2 separate regions of the Homo sapiens genome follow, and region 2 is linked to region 1. The links are chromatin contacts, found by Hi-C in ENCODE. All regions are on one chromosome and are shown on one strand. Each heading gives the region's core, a stretch centred on a gene start or an enhancer-like site at or near the end of the contact. The rest is flanking DNA. Distances are from core to core; before and after follow the strand shown.

Region 1 (6,351 bases), core at 3,191-5,690:
ACAGCAGAGGCGATAAATAAGTTATAATGTCCAAGACAGAATTGAGATTTGAACCCGGATCTGCCTGAGCCCAAGGCTTTTGTGACCAACGGCTTGCATTGCCTGAACAGCAGTGAGAAGACCCTGGAGGGGTTGGTGGAAAAGACTGGGTAAGAAGGATGGAAGGAAGAAGGTTGTCACAGTACTTAGTAGAGGTTAAGAGTCCAAGTTTAATGACCCAGGCCACATATAGTATGATTCCATTTATATGAAATGTCCAGAATAGGATAGAAAGTAGATTAGTGGGTGCCAGGGGCTGGGGGAGGGGAGAATGGGGTTAATGGTATGGGGTTTCTTTTGGAGGTGATAAAAATGTTCTCCAATTAGGTAGTGGTGATGGCTGCACAACATTGGGAATATACTAAAAACCACTGGATTGTGCACTTTAAAATGTTTAAAGCGGTACTTTTTTTTTTTTTTTTTTTTTTTTGAGACAGAGTATCACTCTGTCGCCCAGGCTGGAGTGCAGTGGCACGATCTCGGCTCACAGAAAACCTCTGCCTTCTGGGTTCAAGCGATTCTCGTGCCTCGGCCTCCCGAGTAGTTGGGATTAACAGAGCACGATACCATGTCTAGCTAATTTTTGTATTGCTAGTAGGGATGGGGTTTCGCCATGTTGGCCAGGCTGGTCTTGAACTCCTGACCTCAAGTGATCCGCCCGCCTCCGCCTCCCAAAGTGCTGGCATTACAGGCGGGAGCCACTGTGCCCGGCCGAAGAGATTTAGAATAGTACCTGGCATATAGTAAGCACTCAACCTTAGCTCTGATAATATTATTACAAAGAGATGGTAAAGCGTTAAGGACTTCAGCTTTAGGCGCTTCCCTTCTCCAGGGTCCAGGTTTTTGGGGTCCGTTCTGGACCGAACGACTCAGGGGAGGCACCGTGAACTCATTCCCAAGCCTTCCCACTCAAGATCCTGCAAACGGAGTCGTCTGAGTGCCACTTCCCCTGACAACCCGGGACAAGGACTCTGTCAGGGCGGCCCCAGGCGGGGTGGGGCCAGGACAATTCTCCCATCGCCGGAGGAGGGAGACTGGCGGCCACGGGGAGGCGTAAGCGGCAGCGCGCCGCCTGGTGGCACCTTCGCGCACACGGTCCCGACGGAGCGGGAGGCGTCAACCCCAAGCCGGCAGCCACTCCTGCCGGGAGCCCCTACAGCTGCTTTTAAATCGTAATTGTTATCAAATAGGCGGTTTTTATACAGCCAGATTATTGGCCTTATTATTCTTCTTAATACTGTGAAGTAATTATTATTCCTGTTTTACAGTTGAGGAAACTGACGCTGGGAAAGTTTCAGTAACTGGCTTAAGATCCGCCAGCAGGTAAGAGCAGCCCCCAGGTTTAGGGCCACAGCCCTCCAGATCCAGAACTCTTTCCTACACACTCCTGTGGTTTGAGACAAGTGATGGTAGCCGCTGGAAGCATCTGCAGTCCCCACCAAGGGTGAGAACTGGCTCTGGGACTGATTTCAAAGCAGATCTATGCCACAAAGCCTGCCCTACTTTCAGCCTCAGAACCCCCAGACCCCAGGAAATAGAGGGGAGGGGAGGGTGGGGCTCACATAGCAACTCTTAGGCCCTTTGACCATCAACCCCTTTCCCCCCAGCCTTATTGATGTACCCACTCAACCAAGGTTGATTGCATCCCTGCTATGCCAGAAACTGTCTTCAGTGCTAGATATATCATGGGGAACAGGGAACACAGGGCACCTGACTTCAAGCAACTCACTGCTTCGTCCTCATGCTTAACTCCCAGCAGGATGCCTTTGCTGTGAGGCCCATGGCACTCGGTTTGGGAACACCCTGGCAAATCTTAATCCTGCTATCCTAATGTGTCATCCCCCAGGCAGGGACCCTGCCCATTCTTCACCCATCCCGGGGAAAGGTATGGCTCAGGGGGAGTCTGACTCCCTCTGAAGCCCCTTGCCTGGCCTCAACTGACAGCCTGCACTCTTGAGATGCCAGGGCTGGAGAGGAACCACATCTGCAACTGCTCAGCTGCAGGTGGCTAGAGAAGGCTCAGAGACTTGGTACAGGAGCAGGGGCACAGAGCAGTTACAGAGAGATTCCCAACATGCAAAATCCCATGCCCTGATGCTGGAGTCCTGGAGGGAGAGCAGGGCCCGGGACCTCCCAAGAGTATATTTCAAGAGTTGAGAGAGTGGTTAGGCTGAGAAGGGAAGTGGGGCAGGGACTGGCAGGAGAGGGGGTAATGTCTTCCTTTTGCTTGCCCCCATCTCCAGTCCCCCTTCTCTCCACCCAGGAATTAAAGCCGTGAAACCTGATACTTGGACTAGAAGGGCCTGCTGGGTACACTTTACCACCTAAACAGCAAAGTTCCAAGGGGTGGAACTTTTTAGAAAAATCTCCAATACCCCACTGGCCTGAAGGAGAGAGAGAAAGAGGTTGGGGAGAGAGAGAGAACATGCTGTGGTCTCTGCATGCTGCCCGTCTCTGCTGAGGTCCCTGCTGAGCTCTCCAGCACAGGCACAACCTTGACCATGTGCCTGCATCCAGGGGATGACCGTCAGATGTGGGTCTTGGCACAGGCGTGCCTGTATGTGTTTCCTGGCAGTAGTTAAGTATCCAAATATCTATTTGTCTTGGGAGTCATCTGCCTATTTGTGTTTTTAGTTGTGTGCGCCTGTGTGTTTGCTTTTTTTAGGCATACATCTTTGGTATGTGGGTGTCTCTGGAGTCGGGTGCCTATTTGTAGGTGTGATGTTTATGGGAGGTGAAACATTGCACCTGTTGTCTTTGTTGTATGTTTTCGTGTGTGTACCTTTGCAGGTGTGTATGGGTGGGTAGTTGTGTGTGTGCATGTGTATTTGCAAGGTGGAGTTGGTTTGGGTGTGCTGAGCTGTTGACTGTCTCATCCACTGCCCTTGCTAGGGCTGTCAGAGGCCAAGCTAAGCAACCTACCTTTGCCCACAGCAGCCTTTCTCAATTGATGGAAGTTCTTCCCCCAGGGAGTCCCAGTCCACCTGTTGCCACCCTCCTGATGCTGGGTGCCCAGTCAGAGAGGGTTAGGGAGATGTGCTGATGGCATGCACGACCTCCCCTAGATACTCCAAGACCCCGGCTTGTGAGGGGAGTGTGTGTGGAGAGGGTACTAGTCCTGCCTTCACCTCACCTCTGGGGAAACAGCTAGGACAGTCCCCTTCGCACAGCCCAATCCAGCCCCAGGGAAGGTGTTCAAGTGAGGCTCCCCCGTTTAGAGGGTTTCTTTCCAATCCCATCTCCCCCATCCCCTTTGCTCAGTCACTCAGTCACTCCAAGCAGTGTGATCTCCGGCAGGTGGCTTTACACCTCTGTGCCTCAGGTCCTTCATCTGTAAAATGGGATGTAAATGGTGCTTACTTCAGAGGGTTGTGAGAATTAACTGACATGATGCATACAGAGTGCTTAGCCCTGTGCCTGGCACAGGGAAGGTCTTTGCCTATGTTAGCTGATCCGCTCGTTCTGATCTCTCTGGGTTTCAATCCCAAGACACTGCCCATCCTTCAAACCTCACCTGTCCCCACGTGCTCCTTGGACCACCTTTGGGTGGTCAGGACTTTCCCCCTGGAATCAGACTGGCTGGGAGGGGAGAATCTTGGAAAGAGATTATTGACACTTGCACTGCAATTTCCACACAAGTTTTAAAATTTAATTCTATACCCCCTTATGAAATAGTTATCCTTTTCCTCCATTTTACAGATGATGATGAAGGGAGCAATAGAATTGTTAAGTAACTTGTTCAAGGTCACACAGTAAATAAGGGGCAGAGTCCAAGTTTACACTGAGCCAAAAATGGCTGTCCCACTGTCAGGTAGGAGGCTAGTTTACAACAACGCAGGATCAGAGTGCTGGAGGGGTTTCCAGGGGTCTGGTTAACAGTTCTGCCGGAGATCATACAGACAAGCAGAGCCAGCCAGGATGATCCTAATCTATACCCAGCTTCATATCGCTGTAAGCCCCCGCGTAACCAGGACTTGGGTGTTCTCATTTTGGGAGCCTTTTTTTTGGAAAGACCCCCACATGTGGAAGGCAGAGCGCATACTACAGACAGGGGAGCCAAAAGTGAGAGTCCTATGTTTAATCAGAGGAGAAAGCTGACATGGCCAAGCCAAATGAAGGCGCAAAGCCAGATTTCCTTAATTTGGGGGAGCGAAAATTGGGCCGCCTCCACGTCCAGCCATTCTCCAGCGGCCGGGTTTTTCAAAACGCTGCGCCCAGCGTCTCGCGAGGACCCTCCCCCCGGGTCCCCCAGCTCTGCCGCGGCCGCGCCCAGATGGCCGTCGGATCCCCCCTCAAGGTCCCCCTGTCGGCTCCGCCCTCGGTCGCCCAGGCCCCGCCCCGGCCGCGCGCGGTCCCCTCGGTTGGCGAACTCACTCCGGCGAGCGAGCGGCGGCGCTCGGCATTGTGGCAGGCGGCTGGGGCCGGCTAGGGCGCCGGAGCCGCACGCAGCCGCGGGGCTCCGAGAGGCGCGCACTGGGGCTGGGACTGCGCGGCGCCGCCGCTGCGAGCGCCACTGAGCGGTCGCGCAACTTCGGAGGCACAGCGCCGGAGCCAGGCGAGCGCTCAGAGACCCGGAGCCAGAGGGGCGCGCCGGAGCCTCGTTCGAGAGCCGGCGCCAGGCACCCACCGCGCTCCGAGTGCCAGGCGGCCCTCCGCGCAGCGTGGCTTCCGCTGCCCCCACGGAAGGCACGGGCTGGCGCTGCCGGGCGCCGGGGAGGACGGCGAGGAGGAGGCGGCGGCGGCGGAGACGGCGGCGGCGAGACTGGGGCCAGGGAGACAGCCCTGGGGGAGAGGCGCCCGAACCAGGCCGCGGGAGCATGGGGGCCCGGAGCGGAGCTCGGGGCGCGCTGCTGCTGGCACTGCTGCTCTGCTGGGACCCGAGGCTGAGCCAAGCAGGTAGGAAGCGATCGGGTCTGGGGGCGCGGGGCTAGGGGACCCTTGCGCCTCACTCTGTCCTGAAGTTGAGGTGGTCTTTCGTCGCATCGATGCGCGCAGGAAAAGCGGCAAGGGCGCCCAAGTTAGAATGTAGATTTTACTGCCTCCCAAAGTGGGCAATGGCGCATCCACATCGCGGGAGCGGGGAGCAGGGAAGGGGCTTCACAGTAAGCTGAAAGGTCCCTGCTCGCTCCTGAAAGGGATCCCTTCTTCTCCCTGGAAGGGGTGTAGGAGTCAGGGTCTGAGTCTCCGGGAGGATCCGCCTCCTGGGGACGCCCGGCTCTCCGCGCGCCTGGCATCCGCCCCGAAAAAGAACATTGGCTACATAAGCAAGGTGTGCGCTCGCTGCCGTACGCCGGTAACTTACTAGTCTGGTCCCGGCTCGCCTAGGCTCTTACGCGCTATAGGGACAGCAATCTGCAGACTAGAGGGAGAGAGCGAAAAGACCTGCTGAACACAGGAAGCGCTTCGGTAGCCTCGGCAGGCCGGCTTGCAGGGCTCCTGAAGCGGGGAGGGCTAAGTCTTGCACACATAGCTTTCCCCGAGATCGCTGGGCCCGCAGGTCTGGAAGAATTATTATTATTATTATTATTATTATTATTATTAATTTTCTGAGTGTTGGAGAGTGTGTGTGTGTGTGTGTGTGTGTGTGTGTGTGTTGGATGCGGGTAGGGGTTCTTAGCGATCCTGCGGAGTTTCCTTTTAAATTGGTCACTGACATTCTCGCTGTCCGGGGAACAGACTAGGTGCGCTCTCCTTGGTACAGCGCCCGCTCTGGACCCACCAAGATGACTTCAGCGAACTGGTGGGCTCCGAAATAAAGTCCCTAACCCTCCTCTCTCGCCGTGGATGAATACGTTTCTCGCTCGTCCTGTAGCTGGACCCGGCGTCGCTGGCTGGGCTGCGTCTTCTCGGGGAGGCTGTGGACTGAATGGAGCCAGCCTCTCTCTGGTACCCGAACCCAAGCAAGTGGGCTGGCCACGGCTGCCGGGCGGCTCGGCTCCGGAGCCAGGTGGGGACGGGGCCTCCTGCACGGAGTCCTCTCTGAGTTGAGGCTGAGAATGGAGCAGGAAAACTGGAGCAGAAAGTGGACGAGATGACGCAGCCCTCCCCACCTCCTACCTCCTGCTGCGAAGTTGACATCCGCCCTTCCCCCCTCCATAGCCAAAGATTCCTCATTCTGGAATTAGTGATTCCCACGGCCAGGAGTGAGGGCTTGGCTTTAGCACATTCCCCACTTTTTTTTTTTTTTCTGGTGCAAGTCCTGTGCAGTAGAGTTACAACACTCAACCATTTGATCCAAGTTAATTATGATTTGGGCAGACTCTGGTATTTAAAGCAGTGTTTTGAAGTTGGAAGGTAATGATGGGGATGGGG
Region 2 (6,615 bases), core at 1-2,500, 730 kb before region 1:
TGGAGCTGAGGACAAGTCTTCCCTGGGCCTGTTTCCTCATTTGTTAAAATAGGGATCAGAAAAGTACCGACCTTATAACTTCGCGAGGCACTTAAGAGCTAGGTGCTAGGGACATGGTGAGACCACCACAATGAGTGATTTCTCTTGTCTTCAGTTATTCTTAGGGGTCATGGGGAATGTGTTCCCCTCTCCCAGCCCAGCGCTCTCCAGCCTGACAGAGGTGGGGCCTACACTGCCTGCATCCTGGGGCAACCCCAGCTCGCCGAAATCCAGCTCCAGTCCTGAATGGGGGTGAGGCAGGTGGTAACAGGTGAGAAAAAAGGATTTCCCGAGTGTGGAGCAGCGAGAGGGAGGAAGTGACTCACCAACCACAACAAAGCCTATCTCTCCGCGAGGAAGCACAGCGAAGAGTGAACGCACGCACGTGGGTGCGTTCACCCACGTGCTCGCGGGGGCGTGCGGGGCCGTCGGAGTGGGCCGGGCTGGCTGCCGCCTAGTGCTAGTCCGCGCGTGTGGGGTGAGGAGTGGTGGGGGGGGCAGGCCTATGGTGCGGGTCACTGCCTGGAGCCGCATGATGGGTGGGGGCGGAGGGACCCCTCTCCATCCAAAGCTCTGCTCTGCTGTTCCCCTCTCACCTCTGGGGGCCGAGGGGCGCGTTTCCTTAGGACCCCGGGGCGTGGGAGAAGCCCCTGCTTGGGGGGACCGTCTGCTGTTTAGGGGCTCCCCTTCGACACGTGGGAGGCAAAAGTGCAGAGCGCACCATCATCCAGCTCCGGCCGCACTGCACAGCGAGGCCGGCCCGGAGCCCGGATGCTGGGCTCGGTCCCGCCGAGGCTCGGCCTGGCTGTAAAGCAGAGGGGGGCGAGGGAAGCCGGGCCAGCGGGTGTCGCGGGTAGCCGGCGTCCGGGACGGGGTGTGGCGCCCAGAGCGCTGCTGCCTCTCGCAGCCAGGAGGCTGGATGTCGGGTTTGGGTGTCTTCCAGAAGGAGCCGCACTAGCGACGAGGGAAGAGGAACTGGCTTCCCGGGCAGTCTCCCCCGCCCCAAACTTTTCCTCCTCGCGGAGGGTGGGCGGGCGGAGGGAGGAAGCGCAGCCGGGGAACGTGGCGCCCGCGTTCCTCCCGCCCGGGGGCTGCGGCTGGGCTGAGTGTGTCTTTAAATCTGAGCCCCCCGCCCCTCGCGGTGGGGCCGGGACTCGCGGTCCGGGCGGGGGCGGGCGCGGTGATTGGCGGCCGGGTCGGGTCCGCCCCTCGGCGTTGGGTAGCGGGGCGCTGGGGAGCAGCGCGGCGCGCACGGGCCGGGGCGCGCAGGTCCCGTCGCCGGTGAGCACGGGCTCCCTCTCGCGTGGCCTCGCCGGGTCCGCCTGGCCTGCCCACCTCCGGAGCCACCTCTGCCCCCGCATGGGCTGGCGAAGTTGGGAGGAGCGAGCTGGAGCCAGAGCGCGCGCCGGGCGCGCCCCGTCGCTGCCTGACTCGGCGCCCGCAGTTCGGGCGCAGCACGCCGGCCGCAGGAGCACGGATGCCCCCCGGAGCCGCGGGCTGGCAGGTACCGAAGTGTCCTGCCCTGGGGCTGGCGAGGGGAGGGCAAATCTGGAATCCCCCGGGCACCCCCCAGCCCGAGGCTGCTCCAGACACCAACTCCCCATCCTTTGGAGAGGTGAGGTCCTGGGCCTTCACCCCACACCCGCTCAGGATTGGTCCCTGGGAGGCAAGAGGGACTCACAGGGAGCAGTTGCTGGGTGGTTGTGTGTGTTGGACCCTGGGCTACCCCCTCTCCCGAGTTCCCTGGGTTTGGTGTAGGCATGGCCTGGTGACAATTCCACTTTTCATTGCCAGACCTGGGAGCATGGCCAGGAGCTAGGGTTTCCCGCGAAGTTAGGGGGAGATTGGGGAGAGGGAAGCCGCTTCATGACCGAGATGGGGTCCTGGGACTCATCTCTAGGGGGCGTGAGGCCCTCAGACCCAGGACGAGTCCAGAAGTCTCAGCGGGCACAGGCTTTGATTCTTGGCCCAGTCTGGCCCTCTTCCTCTGTAGGCCCGGGTCTCCAAGGAGAGTACGTTTTTCAGTTTCAGAGGGTTTTCCTGAAGGGGCAGTAACCTGTCAGAGAGAGAGTGGCCTATGGGAGACCCGGCTCCTGAAGGTGGCCGGGATGGTTGGAGCCCTTTCTCTTGGGTTGTCAGAGATGGGAGTAAAGCTTCATGGCCCAGGGAATCTTCTGGGCATCTCTACTCTCCCAGCCAGAGGCCCAGGAACCAACTCCTTGGCTTCTGGGTAGAGTAACCTGAACCCAGTGGCCGAGCACCTCTTAAATGCCAGGAAGGGCACTGGGCCGTGCCCCTGGAATGTGTGGATGGAGGAGGATTTGGAGGATTCTGTCCTCAGGAGGCTCAGCCCCTGGGGGCAAGACAGGACATAAACACACAAAGTTCCCCGATACAGGGTTTCAATACCAGTCCTGAACTGGTAATAGTGGAAAGCCAAGAGGCTACACACCATTAATTGCTATGTGAGTAATGTAGGCTGCGAGAGTGCCAGGGCAGCAGAGATCCAGTTCCATGCAAGCAAGCAAATGTGCTGAAATGTTCCAGCTCCATGCCCGCCCTTCCTTATTACCTTGCTCCAAGGGCAGGGAGCAGCAGGGGCGCTGAGGAGGTTCTCCTGCACTCATCCCCACCCACTCCCAGGTTTGTTTGTTTCCTGCTGGTGGATTTCTGAAATAACCCATTTGGTTTCTTGGCTTGGGCTGAGCACAGGACACTCCTAGTTGCCCTGTGGCTCCTGGGGTTTGGGGTCTAGAGCCAGCCTTGTAGGAGGTTCAGAGGTAAGCAGGAGGAAGTCCTCACTTCCTTTCTGAAGAGCCTCTGTCGCGGGGGGTTGGGGTAGGTCGGGAGGCTGGCAGGCACTGGGCCAGTTTCCTATGAGTGCAGACAGACCCCAGGTGGTGCATGCACCCCCCTCCCTTTCCTGGCCAGTGTTGGGGGTGGGCACAGTAGGGCCCAGGTGGCTTGAGGTGGGTGGTTCCTGGCACAGCTCTGACCTCACTTCTGTGAGGCTCTGCTGTATCTGGGGCCCTGCCCCCTCCCTCATTGTCCCTGGCAGGTTTCTGTTTTTCTGGAGCACTTCGTGGAGGTGGCAGTGTGCTCATGCTCGTGGCCTTGGGTGCAGTTCTGGGAGTGGGAGTTGCTGAGCTCACCCGAAGCCCTTGGCTGGCACTGTGAGAACTTGTGTGAACACACTTGCCTGCCTCCAAACAGGTGGTGCACAGACCTGGGTTACCCAGGCACCTGTGGGGGATGCCCCGTGTGGGCAGAGACGTGAGTGCGTGTGTGTGCTCAGGTTTACATCTGTGTGGGCAGAGACGTAGAGGAGCTGGATACATATATACTTGAGGACAGACACAGGAGGATGGTGGGGGTGAGCAAACAACCCAGGGACACAGACATGTGCGGGGACAGACATACATGAACCCATCAGCGTGGGCCACGTATGGGCTGCAGACACGTACATAGAAATACACCATTGCTGGGATCTGAATCTCCCCACATGGGAGGCAGACATGTAAGTGGACAGACATATAGGTAGACCCAGCAGAGCACAGACGGGGATGGGAACCGACATTCCCAGACAAAAGACTCGGAGCCACAGGGAAGCCGCTCAAGTGCCTGGGCAGAATGGAGTTGGCTGTGAGCTCCTGGGGGGCACAGACACATATGCTTGCCAGAGCCAGCGGACAGCAGAGGCCAGGAACCAGACACAGGTGGGTTCTGAGAGGTAGGCCGAGGCGTGCATTGCCTGGTTATCACTGTTTCCCTGCGTGGCACAGTGCCCGGAAGTTGTCCTGTTTGGGGTGGTGATGGTACAGGTGCTCTGTGGTGGAGCTTATTTCTAGACTCTCACTTTGGGGTTTGAGGACCCCAAAAAGCTCAGTCTCCTGTGTTTTACTCAGAGTCATTTGGCCTCTCCACCTCTGCATTACAAGGCTGTGTTTGTGCCTTAAGTGCCAGCAGGTGCTCTTTGAATTTTGATTCTCATCTTCCCTGGATCTCCAGAGGCTTCCTGAAGTGAGGCTGTGTGGCCTGGGTAGGGTGCTCCAACTGTTCCTTTCCTACCAGAATAGGAGAGGAACTGTCTGGGGATTCTCCTTCTGAACCCAAGCCTGCGGGTCTTTGACAGGGATCCCCCAGGTGAGAGAGAGAGCACACATGTAGCTGCGTCTGTGATGAGAGCCACTGCCCTCTGGGGCGGGCTCCTTCTCTGCTAAGCCGTGGGCTTGCACAGGGAAGGGGTCCCCCACCTGGCTATGCTCAGGTCTCCTCTGCCCAACCTGGCACCTGAGAGACAGCCCAGATTCTAGATATGCTTTGATACTAATGCACCATGCAACCTCCAGCAAGTCAATTAATGTATTGGTTTCCTCATCTTTAGAGTGGGGTCAGTAACCTCTACCTCCTTGTGGGTTCAGTGGGAGAAAATCAGTGCAAAGCATGTGGCCCAGTGCATGGCATGGAGTGAGTGCTCAGTTGATGTGGCGGTGGGGGCCTTTGATTATGAGCCATCCCCTGTGGCCAGGACTCTGCAGGGCTTCCTCAGCAGCCAGGTGCATGGCCCTGGGCCTCTGGGTGAGGTCTGGAGCAGGCTGGGTGGGCCAGGCACCTCTCCTGTGAAAGCTGGAGGGCTTTGTCCTCAGTCGGTGCCCACTAGTCCCTCCTTAGCCCTGTGGGACCTCCATACACGGGGTCAGGAAATGGCAGGCTGGGCGGGCGTATGGAAGCTTGGGCCTGCTGACTGCTGGGCCTCTGGGAGGGGAGCCAGTGTTTGCTAAGAATAGTCCCAAATCATGGCTTTCGTTTCCCAGAGGGCAGCCCAGCCATGTGCTGCCCCTGTCTTGGGCCAAGGCACTTGCAGATGGACTTTTTATGTTTCCTGTAACTGGTGCTCAGCACAGGATTGAGCCTGGGAGCAGCAGGCTTAGTCTGGGAGGAGGCTCTGTTTGTCTTCCGAGGCCTTTGGCTGGGACCCGGGGAAAGAGAAGGTCTGGAAGCACTGGCCTTTATAATCCCTGAGTTCCTTTTCCACTCAGGGCTTTTCCTGACACATCTGCCTCGACCATCTTCCTACCTGCAAATAGACCTGTTGTGATTAAGAACACTGGCTCTGGAAAGAAACTACCAGGGTCTGAATTTCTGCTCCCTCCCTCATTAGCCATGTGGCCCAGGGCAAGAAACTTAACCTCTCTGTGCCTCAAGTCCCTTGTGTAACAGGGTTAAGGATAGCAACTCCCTTATGAGAATGTCACAAGGATGAAAGGAGGTAATCGCAGAGAGCCTCCGAGGCTGTCTGGCTCCTAGGAAGTACTCAGTAAACATTAGGTGCTTATGTTATTACCACGATGTTATTCTCTCAGCAGAGGCCAGGATGCTTGCACAGGACCAGTTGGTGGGAAGGGACCAGCGTGGCATCTTGATGTGGGTTCCTGAGCTTTCTTGGCCCTGGGTTCAGTATGAGGTGCAGGGGCTCCGAAGGTAGATTAAACTCTGTCCCTGCCAGGAGGTGAGTGAGGTACATGCAGACACCATGTCTGGTTCTGTGATGGGGTCTGTGCTAGTTATGGTTGGAGCCTGAGGGAGGGAATGGCTGGCCTGGGGTGTGTGTGATACTTCACGTGGGCTTTGAGGGATGGCCAGGAGTTTGCAAAGGAGGAGGGCAAGGCTTCCCCAGCAGAAAGAGCAGCGTGGCAGAGGTGTGACAGCCCTTGTGAAGCGTTTTGTGTATTTCCCATAACTGGCATGTGGGCTGACTTTGGCTTTAAGGGGTGCCCCTGCCTGGGCTGAAGCTGGGGCACTGATGAGAGAGGCAGGTGGGGTGTCTGGGTCATCTGCACACCCATGGAAGGCAGTAGAGAACATCTTTGGGAACTGGGTGTGTCACTGCCAATGCTTTGGGCTCCCAGGGAGCTGGGGCTTTCAGAAATTCCCCAAGGAGAGAGGATGTGGTGCTGTGAGGGCTGTGGGTACCCTGGGAAACGGCCAACAGGCTGGGCTGGGGCCCATGGGAGGGGAGAGGGGTGGGTGCCCTGAGATGACCTGGGACCCTGCCAGCTTCTGCATCCTGCTGAGCCCCAGGCCCTTCCTCTCTGTGGGCTGTGCCGGCCTCTGTCTGGCCTTCCCAGAATGGAGGCCTGGGACGCTGGGACATTTTTCGAAGATTCTGTTTGGAAAGCACAGAAGGGACTTCTCCTCCCCTTTTCCTTTTCCTGGAATGGAGAATCTCCTGAAGGAGTTAACCCCTTTCCTGCTGGTCACAGAGTGGCCCATGGATGTGTCCCCGGCTTTTTTTAGGATCACTGTTTTATTGTTGCCCTTTCTGTTACACGGGATGTATACATCAGGTGCTGAAAGGTACAACACATTCTGCAACTGAGTGCCACCTTCCATGATTGAACAGGCAAAGAAAGTACACTGAACATCAGCATCTGGCAATATATTTTTTGTTTGTTTGTTTTTTTTGAGATGGAGTCTCACTCTGTTGCCCAGGCTGGAGTGCAGTGGCGCATTCTTAGCTCACTGCAACCTCTGCGTCCCAGGTTCAAGCAATTCTCGTGCCTCAGCCTCCTGAGT

What was found. A loop is a pair of places that touch in the nucleus more often than their neighbours do. Pooled maps may share reads with other maps.
Region 2: a pooled map shows a loop between it and region 1 (2.2-fold over the local background). The contact joins the promoter of PALD1 here to the promoter of UNC5B in region 1. A Hi-C loop is called at or near these places in 4 of 50 pooled maps.

What each region holds. Positions count from the first base shown.
Region 1 is chr10:71,208,130-71,214,480 of GRCh38, forward strand. UNC5B (unc-5 netrin receptor B) reads left to right here and starts at 4,441. Exons shown (of 17, transcript NM_170744.5): 1 at 4,441-4,935. The coding sequence starts at 4,857. RefSeq lists silencers at 1,142-1,201, 4,342-4,601 and an enhancer at 4,203-4,497.
Region 2 is chr10:70,477,517-70,484,131 of GRCh38, forward strand. It overlaps PALD1 (phosphatase domain containing paladin 1), which reads left to right and starts at 1,251. Exons shown (of 20, transcript NM_014431.3): 1 at 1,251-1,543. RefSeq lists silencers at 867-936, 1,137-1,586 and enhancers at 2,581-3,223, 2,867-3,046, 3,224-3,865, 5,359-5,906.